Regions from separate parts of the Mus musculus genome. Here all the other regions are linked to region 2. The links are chromatin contacts, found by Hi-C or POLR2A ChIA-PET in ENCODE. All regions are on one chromosome and are shown on one strand. The core of a region is the stretch at or near the end of the contact, and the rest is flanking DNA. Distances in the headings are between cores, read along the strand shown.

Region 1 (2,754 bases), core at 167-2,666, 40 kb before region 2:
TAAGCTGTTAACTCTGCCAGGTGCCCTTCCCACCACAGAAAATCAGTCTGACACAGCACCTGCCTCCCATGAACCTCCCGAAGTCTTTCCTCTGCCCTGGTGTTTGCTCCTACCACACTGTTGCCACCTGTTTGTACCAACCTCTACTGTGGAGCTAAGTCTCACCCCAGGCCAATCAGGCAAAGGATGCTGCCGAGACACAAAGGGTCCTTGAGGCATACGGGGGTTGGTGCCTGTTAGCTGGGTGCTGCACCACCAGAGGTTCACAAGCTCCCTGACAAGAGGATCTTAATTAAGGGTACTGCTGCCCATCTGGCCACTGCTCTCCAGACTGAACTCTGGCTGTGAGCTCCTTAGGTGAGCTGCCTCAGACTAAAGAAAACACTACCATGGTGACTCCCATGACACACATGCCCCAAAGGTCTCCGCGCTGGCTATCATTGCAGCTCCCAGATCCACCTGGGCTTCAGGGTCATTTACTGCTACAGGTGGTTCCCTCCTCTCTCTGATGCCTCCTTCTTCCCTGCCAAGGTACTGCCAACTCTCACATCAACCTAAAGATGACCAGCTAGGCACAGGGTCCCCAACCTTGACAGGTGCAGAGCAGCACTCAGGTCTGCATGCTGCCAGGGCTGAGGACTGATGGCCGTGAGCATGGCGGAGGATGTGGTCAGTGTGAGAGCTACTGTACCTCTGCAGTTAGGTGGGTTTGCTTTTGCTGACAGGTCCAAGGGATTGACTATTCTCATATGAGCTAAGACATATACTGCTGAGCTGAATCTCAGGTCTTGCTTTTACTCTTTGATCTCTCAAATGATGGAATCACAGGCAATCAATGTGTAGGAAACCCCAGGGGGCCAGACTTACCTAGGTATCCGGCTTCAACCACATAGATGGTGCTGTTGGGGAGCCTAGAAGCTCCTTGCATACGGATACCTGAATTCTTAATTAAGGTATAAAACATAAGATACAAAGGGTAAAGCAGCCAGGGCTTTCTGCCTGATGCACACGGTTTGAGCATCACACAGATACCATATGAACTAAGAAGTGGGTGAGGAACCCCTAGATTAGGCCGAAGATCTACATCTTAGAGCGAAGATGTTGGTGAGTCAAGACCCTTACTGTACCATCTGCCCTACAAAGCCGAGTCTCTGCAAGGGACACCAGGGACCCCAGGGCATACAATCCATCTTGGGTTTTCAACAACCTATGTGCCAGTGTTCGCACAGTACTCACACAGCTTCTGCCAGGCCCCCTCTGAGGGGAGGGACTGTGGTTCCTGGGAAGCTTCCAGAGGCCTGGAGTGACGTATGCCTCCGCCAGACTCCTGGCTCTGGGAGTCTCTGTGAGTCATCTACAGAGGTGAGCAATTCCACTCAGCGGGTTGCTATTTAGGCTCTTTCTGATTTTCAGACAGATGGGGAAACAGTGCTATTTTTAGTCCTGGCTGGCTTTAAGGGAGAAAAACAACTTGGCTTCAAAGCAGTCAGCACGACACGGTGCCAGAGCGGAGGATATTCCTGTGGCCCAGGACCAGGTTGCTCTGTCCCATCTGCATGGCAGTGACTCTTGATGTGTCCTGTGTCAGGATGGCCACAGGACGGGCGGGGTCTCCCTGAGGATCTGGGATGCTGTTCTGGAGCTGCAGCTCATATTGATCAGAAGGCATTGAGAGTTCTGTATGAGAAAGAGATGAGAAAAGCAGGTAAGATGAAAGTGTGAAATGCTGCACACCAAGACGGCCGTCTCCAGCCCTGACTCTTGGGACCTGCTGTCAAGACAGCAGCTTGAAGAATGCTAGCAGTGGTGAACACCTGACCATCCCCCTCCCCCCCGAAGTGAGCAAGCTCTTCTCTACATCTGGGCCCAGTGGGGTTCTCACTGTATTACCAAAAAAGTTGGACCTGATGGTCTTCTATGGGTTTTTGGATGCTCAGCTTACCATCGCAAAGAATGATTCTAATCCTGACCACTCTCTGTGCTCCCCCCTCGGTCTAAATTTGTGTAAAAATGACTTTCCCAACAAGAGCCCAGGTCACAGAACAATTCCCAGGAAATCACAGGTTCTGGGAAACCCACCATCTTCACTCTCTGGGCAGAGAACACAGTACTTTTGTTTGAAGACACCTGCTGGATAGGAGTTCAATTTCCCAGAAAGGAAAAGCGACACCAGACTCTGCGGTGAAAGAGCTCTGGTCTTGCTTAGGCATCTCATGACCAATTTCCCTCATCTCATCTCTCAACAACCCTAGGAACAAGGACTACTGGCATCCCCACTTTAGAGAGGGCTGAGCAAGTCAGGTGAGAAGCTAGCTCATGGTCTGCTATGACTTCCACTGCTTTAAGAACCTAAACTTCATATGCTAGAAAACATGTCACGGATGGGTCAGTGTGTAAAGCACTTGCTGGGTAAGGATGAGGATGTTCAAAGGTGTCCAAAGGGTGTTCAAAACCCAGCACCAACACAAAGCAGTAGCATGTGTTTGCAATCCCAGCATTCCTATGGCATGATGGAAGACAGGAGAATCCCCAGAGGCTTCCATGTCAGCTGGCCTGAGGCTGCTCTCAGACCAGTGGCAGGCATACCCCCATGCTCACATACCCCCATGCTCACGTACCGCGACAGAGAGCACGGGAAGACTGATGATTGGGGGCTGGAGAGGTGGCTTAGGGAATAAGAGTGCAGAGGACCTGAGTTCAATATTCAGCACACATTTAGGCAACTCACAACTCCAGCTCAGAGGAACTGATGCC
Region 2 (3,035 bases), core at 161-2,660:
AACAGCTGACCTCCTCACTCAAAACAAAGCCCCAGAGAAGAATAAACACTTCCCCTTGGGTAAAGCATTTACTCCAAACTGCAATGGAAAGACTCTGCCTCTTCATACTCCAGAGGCCAACCTAAAGACACTCCAGACTGACCTCAAAGCGGCACTACTGCCTCAGCCTCCCTAGTGAAGTAATTATAGAGGTACAGTGCCACCCCCTATGAGGCAGACTTTTAAAACAAATTAAATTTGAGAACTACATATAGCAGAATGTGGCTCTGAGCTCTGGGCATCATATAGAACATTAACACACACACACCTAGCTAGTTAAGCCTTAGCCTAGATCAGTGGTTCTCAACCTTCCTAATGCTGTAAGCCTTTACTACAATTCCTCTGTTGTTGAACTGTACTAAAACCATAAAATTATTTTGTTGTTACTTCATAACTGTAATGTTGCTACTGTTGGAATCATAATGTGAATATCTGACAGGAGGCCCCAAACTGGGTTTTAACCCACAGGTTGAGAACCAATGACCTAAACACATTCTTAAGGAGGCTGGCAGCAAAATGTAGCCTGAGAGAAGGAAGGGACTATGTCGCACTAGTGAGGGTGTGGGTCAAGGGTGTGACCTGATCACACCCTACTCAGCCTGCACCCAGCAACGAGAAGTTCTCCCTTCATCTGCCTAGCCAAAGGCTGGACCGCAACACCCTGCTGGAAGCCAGGTCATCAAGGCAGACCCTACTCCACCAGCATCTAATTCCTTTGCCTCCCACTTCTGAGCTGGAAAATGGTCCTTTCATCCAAGATTTAATGACTCTCCCTAAGTGGCTTAACGGGTGTGGTGTGTCTCCCACAGACTCCTTGCCCAGGTCTCTACAGACACTCTTCTCACACCAGTCAGGCGCCAGGGGTGAGTCCCACCTCCCCCGTCTCCCACAGACTCCAGAGCGTGGCTGCTCAAGCTGGAGCTCCTCAGGGCCCTGACAGCTGGGGACCGAGGCCACGTGCGGCGCTGCCCTCCATGGCCCGCGATCACAGCCTCCTCTTCCCGCGCAGCCCAGACGCGAGTGGCCCAGGCGCCATGCGCAGAGAGAGAGCGCGCGCGCCGCGGGGTCACGCGGGGCCGGCTGGAGCGAGCACGCCACGCACCTGCGGCCCAAGCCCCCTCCCGCGCGCACCTGCCGCCTCCCGCCGGGCCCGCGCGCCTCACCAGCGGTAGCAGCCCTCAGAAGCTTCCAGAGTGAAGTTCACGCGCGTGGCCCGCGTGAAGGGCAGCAGCACCTTGGGAATGTTAAGCTTGGCGGCCGCGGCGGGACCCACTACCTGCAGCAACAGCAGCGCCCAGAGCGCCGGCTGCACTAGTGAGGCCCGCGCCATCCTCCCGGCCTCGCTAGCGCCCGGGCGCGCGCTCCCGCGCCCTCCACCGGCGCGCGCTGGGTAGCAGGTGGCCGCGTGGGGCGGGGCGAGCGCAGTGATGGGCGGGACCGGCGGGAAAGCGGAGAGCACGCGCCTGGTGCTGAGCCCCTAGAGCGCGCCGAATCCTGCGAGCTTTTTCAGCCCCGGAGCCCGTAGCGCGTGGCCTAAGGCCTCTGCCGCGCGCCCGTCTCTGGTGGCAGCCTTCCAGCAGGCTCGCTCTTGTTCATTCCGCCTTGTCTGGAGCCTCTGGCGGTGGAGCCAGGACATAGCACTAAGACAGGCGCCCTAGGACAGTGTGGAGCGCTCACTGATTAACACCCCCCCCCCCGCCCCCTTTCCAAAGCCACACTTCCCCAGGGGCCAAGAAGGTCTTGAGATATTCCGGGATCAATCCATCAGCAGGACAACACTGGGAACTTCCTGTTAAACAGCCCCATGGATGCTCCAAGGGAAATATCCGAAAGGTTAGTGAGGGAACAACACGTCCCTGAAAGTAGACGGTGCAACCTGACTTCAGCTGCACTAGGACCTGGATCGACCAGCGGGATCTGGAAGAAAAGTGACAGGCTGATGTCATGCATAAACAAAGACTTGAAGCTGAATTTCAGGCCGGCTGGGGAAGCCTCCTGGAGGAGAAACTCTCTGGAATGGATACTAAGGTCTCGCTGGGTTTCTGAGAGGCCACCATTCCTAGTCTATGTAGTTTTTGTTTGTCAGTTTGACACCAACTAGTGTCTTCTGGGGAGAGCAGCCTTAATTGGGAAAATACCCCCATCAGATTGGCCTGTAGACCTGTTTATGGAGCATTTTCTTAACTGATGATTGATGAGGGAGGGCCCAGATCACTGTGGGCTGTGCCACCTCTGTAAAGGAGGTTCTGAAGTGTTAAGAGAGCAAGCTGAGCAAACCATACGGAACAAGCCAGTAAGTTGTCTTCCTCCGTGGCGCTGGCTTCAGGTCCTGCCCTGGTTGAGTGCCTGGCTTCCCTCAATGATCCAGTGTGGCTGGGATAAGGAAGCCGAATAAACCCTTTCCTTCCTAACTCGCTTTTGCCTTGGGACATTTGGATACAAGGAGGGACATTTGGAGGGCACCCTCAGGCCCTAAGGACCCTGGACCAGGAATGGGGGTGAGAGGAGCTACCCAGAAGAGGACAAGTCTTCCAGGCTGGGTACCACGTGCTACAGGAGGAGGGAAAGTTCCACCATCCTCTTCCAGGAAATAAAAGAAAAGCAACGCTCCTCCAGGGTGTCTGTGCAAACTCTTCCTGCGCGTTCTTGGTGATGCTTCATTGTTTTTAGTTTCCAGCGCTGGAGATCACACACCCGGCTTCACTCCTGAGCCTTTCATGCTTTTAACCAGGTACTAGGATCAGGTGGCTAAAATTAAAGAGGTTCGAAGGAATTCACAGTGACAGATCCATTCTTCATCCAGGACCTGCTATGGGCAGCCAGTGTCTTCCACATAGGATGCATTAGTAAGTTTGAGAGTGCCTGGATCCCATGGCAGGCAGGTAACCAAGATACATAAAACAGACCTGGTAGGACACAAGGAGACTGTAGTCTTTAGACCATTATGATCACAGGACCCTTTGGTTGCAGTTCTCTGGTTATCCAGACGTCAGTAA
Region 3 (3,032 bases), core at 140-2,639, 40 kb after region 2:
GGAGTCTCTCAGCTTCCCCAGAAGGTACACAGTCAACATCATCTCCTAGCGCTGAAAGCCCAGCAAACAGATTCAACCTTCCAAGACCAGGGTGCTGGCAGATAGCCCAGGCTGGGCTGAATATAGGCTCAAACTTCATTATACCAAAGGAATCAGGAAGACTCCCCTCCCGGTTTGTAATAAGCAAATGCTATTTCTTCTAACTGCCCAAGTCTATAGCAACTTTAAATCATAATGCCACTGTCTTATCTACGATGGTTCAAAGTCTGTAACTCCTAACACATAGGCTAGGCCACATGATATGGGAACGCTCCCAAACCACTAAGAACAAGAAATTGCCTTTTGTCCTCTGAACTGAAGGCAGTGTCTCCTCTGGGTCAGCCCCACTACCCATGGCTGGGGCAGTAACTCCTGACTGAGCTCACACTCCTAGGGGCAGTTTTTCTCAGCATCTTTCAGAATTTATGTCCTGTTTTCTGAAAATTACCTAGCAGTAGGCACATCAGAGGCATTCTTCCAAACTGTCAGACAACGATCAGACTTGGCTGGCAGATACATATTGTTGGTGTTCATGCCAGAGAGTTCGAGTTCAATCCTTAGAACCTACACAAAGGTGGAGGGAAAAACTTGTCTGACCAGAGCTGACTTTTGATCTTCACTGTGACATGCTACCTCATGCCCTAACAAAACAAAACAACAACAACAAAAAAAAAAAAAACGTTGCCCATTCCCTTCACATGACCCTGTGGCCCCTGGGCTCCCAGCTGCCATATTAGTTCCTGGCTGCTTCTCTGGTCAGCTGCTTCTGTTTGGTTGATGAAGACAGCTGGGTCAACAGGGGCCTATTGTCTCTTCTTCTGGCCTCCATTGTTGGGGCCCCAGCTGTCGGTCAGCTTCCAGGGTCAGGGTGTAGGGGGAATGGAGACAGGAGATACGTTCAGATATTCACGACTGGACCCTAAAAATAGGATCACCAGACCTGTTCTACAATAGGGAAACAGGTTCAAGGCATTTTATAAGTGGGGGACTGTTTATACCATGGTGAAATAGCCACAGATGGTACAGGAATGCAGGGATGCACCGCAGGAAAGAACATATAGCTGGGCTGGTATGCCCAGAACAGACCACCACATAGTGCAGAGAAGCCCGTGGTCACATCACCTAACCAAGTGTCTGATTATTTCTACCCTGGGAATGCGGGCGGAGCTGCGCATGACCACGCCCTCCAGGCGGCACTCCATTGGGTGCTTCTCCTTGGCCGGCGCCGGTCCGGTCGTCTGTGACGCAGCTGCAGGCCAGAGCTCCACCTCCAGCTCCCAGCGCCATGGAGGCGTGTGTTCTGCGTAGGCCCTGCCTCTTGCACCCCTCCCACCCCTCCCGGTGCGGAGTGGCGTCCAGAGCAGGCAGGGCCGGCTGCGGGATGTGAGTGTGCGGGGTCGCGCGTGGGGCCAAGCATGGGTTCTGGGGATTCCCATGGGCACGGCGGGACAGCTGGGGGCGGGCTGGGTGACCGTGCGGACGAACGGTGGTTCTCCCCTTTGCAGGGCACCGCGGTGGGCTGCAGGGCTGCGAGGAGGGCACAGCCTCCTGCAGTCGCGGTCTACTCACCTCCCCTCCCCCCGCCCCAGCGCATTTTGTTCCCAGCTTCACAGATGTGTGAGCTAACTCGTGAGACAGCCACATTCCAGCCCCTACACCATACACCCCGCCTTCCCCCGTGCAGGCCTTGGGCCTTGGCACCAGTACTCCTGAATACACCTGGCACTGGCATGTGACCTTGGGCACACCTGGTCCCCAGAGCCGCTGTTAGGACTGTGTTGGAAGCTGATTTAATCAAAGCCAGCCAGGGTTCAGGAAGGAGCTGTTTTCATTCCTGTTGGTTGTTAAGTGACCTGGTGTGAGTGGGGAGGGGAACACTGCTTTCCACAAGGAGGCTGTTGTCCATATGTGTGTCTCTTTTGCACGTTGAAGGCCTCACGCAACACAGCTGTACCAGCATGTACCAGAGAAACGCTGGCCCATCGTGTACTCACCACGTTACAACATCACCTTCATGGGCCTGGAGAAGCTGCACCCCTTTGATGCTGGGAAATGGGGCAAGGTGATCAACTTCCTGAAAGGTAAGAGCCGCCCCCCCCCCCAGACTAGCACGTGTCTCCTCCATTTCCCTATCCATACTACCTCCTCAGACCTGCATCGACCTTCTCCATTTTTTCCTTCTCCCTATCCTCATCACCCCCTCAGACCTACATCTGCCTCCTCCATCCCTGTGTTCATTCCATCCTTACCTGATTTCAGCCCCCAGACTGCCTACTGCCTTCTGCCTTGCTGTTAAAGGGTCTTTCCAGGCAGGCTACTAAGCAAGATGGGACCTGTCTTGTATTCCCTCCAGTTAGATCCCTATCTCCCTTCCTAAAAATCTAGAGCAAGCTCCCAGGTCTGCATCGTGCAAAAAATAGGATCAAATTAGACATTAATAACATAGCTGTTTCTGTTGGGTTTGTTTTCATTCCTCGGGGGACCTCCTATCTACGGCAGGTGGTACAGCTTCCCCCTCCGCTGTAGGGACCTGCCTGAACATCCAAAGGAAGTCATGGACTAGAAAGCACACAGGTGATGTGTGGTGTTGGTATAAGGCTGGGATGCTAGCCTTGCACGTCTGTTGACTGCACAAATGGTTTCCTGCTGGTGCCCTCTGCCCCCATCTGGGCTCCTGCCTCTTTCAGTGGCACAACAGAAGGGTTCTTCATCCCCCTCAGCTGGGAGTGAGCGCCAGCCCCTCTTACTCCTGCGCCTCTGAGGATGAGGAAGGACGGGAGGCAGGACCACAGGGCAGGCTCCTTGGGCACCGTGGCTGAGTCTGGAGGTGTCGGAGGCCATGGGAGGCTGTGGGAGGGAGCCCCTGCCTGGACCTGCGTATAGATGTGGATGGGACCCGTTGGTTTCTGAGCATGACTCATTGAAAATAGACCCTAGGTTGTGATTTCTCTAGAACCAGAGCATCATGGCCCAGTCTCACCATCCTGTGGGGG

The links. Hi-C counts contacts between places; a loop is a spot of excess contacts on that map. ChIA-PET counts read pairs that join two places held with the same protein, here RNA polymerase II (POLR2A).
Region 1: a map of left cerebral cortex shows a loop between it and region 2 (6-fold over the local background). The contact joins the enhancer-like site here to the promoter of Nup210 in region 2. A Hi-C loop is called at or near these places in 5 of 37 maps with a recorded cell type or tissue (gastrocnemius, heart, left cerebral cortex and 1 more). POLR2A ChIA-PET finds 5 or more read pairs at or near these places in 3 of 5 experiments (Patski and embryonic stem cell).
Region 3: POLR2A ChIA-PET joins it to region 2 with 14 read pairs in embryonic stem cell. The contact joins the promoter of Hdac11 here to the promoter of Nup210 in region 2. A Hi-C loop is called at or near these places in 1 of 37 maps with a recorded cell type or tissue (gastrocnemius). POLR2A ChIA-PET finds 5 or more read pairs at or near these places in 3 of 5 experiments (Patski and embryonic stem cell).

The regions. Positions count from the first base shown.
Region 1 is chr6:91,075,040-91,077,793 of GRCm38, forward strand. It overlaps Nup210 (nucleoporin 210), which reads right to left. Exons shown (of 40, transcript NM_018815.2): 7 at 1,519-1,677; 8 at 868-936. Among named protein-coding and RNA genes, the nearest start is that of Nup210, 40 kb to the right of the region's middle. Within about 2 kb of position 1,417, at least 1 of the 3 ENCODE cell types and tissues checked has a DNase peak (open chromatin) inside an H3K27ac peak, as active enhancers do; it is heart, where a contact is called at or near this core.
Region 2 is chr6:91,115,416-91,118,450 of GRCm38, forward strand. It overlaps Nup210 (nucleoporin 210), which reads right to left and starts at 1,411. Exons shown (of 40, transcript NM_018815.2): 1 at 1,203-1,411. The coding sequence starts at 1,369. Gm30364 (a long non-coding RNA gene) reads left to right here and starts at 1,806. Exons shown (of 4, transcript XR_003956467.1): 1 at 1,806-2,770.
Region 3 is chr6:91,155,426-91,158,457 of GRCm38, forward strand. It overlaps Hdac11 (histone deacetylase 11), which reads left to right and starts at 1,390. Exons shown (of 10, transcript NM_144919.2): 1 at 1,390-1,422; 2 at 1,972-2,120. The coding sequence starts at 1,421.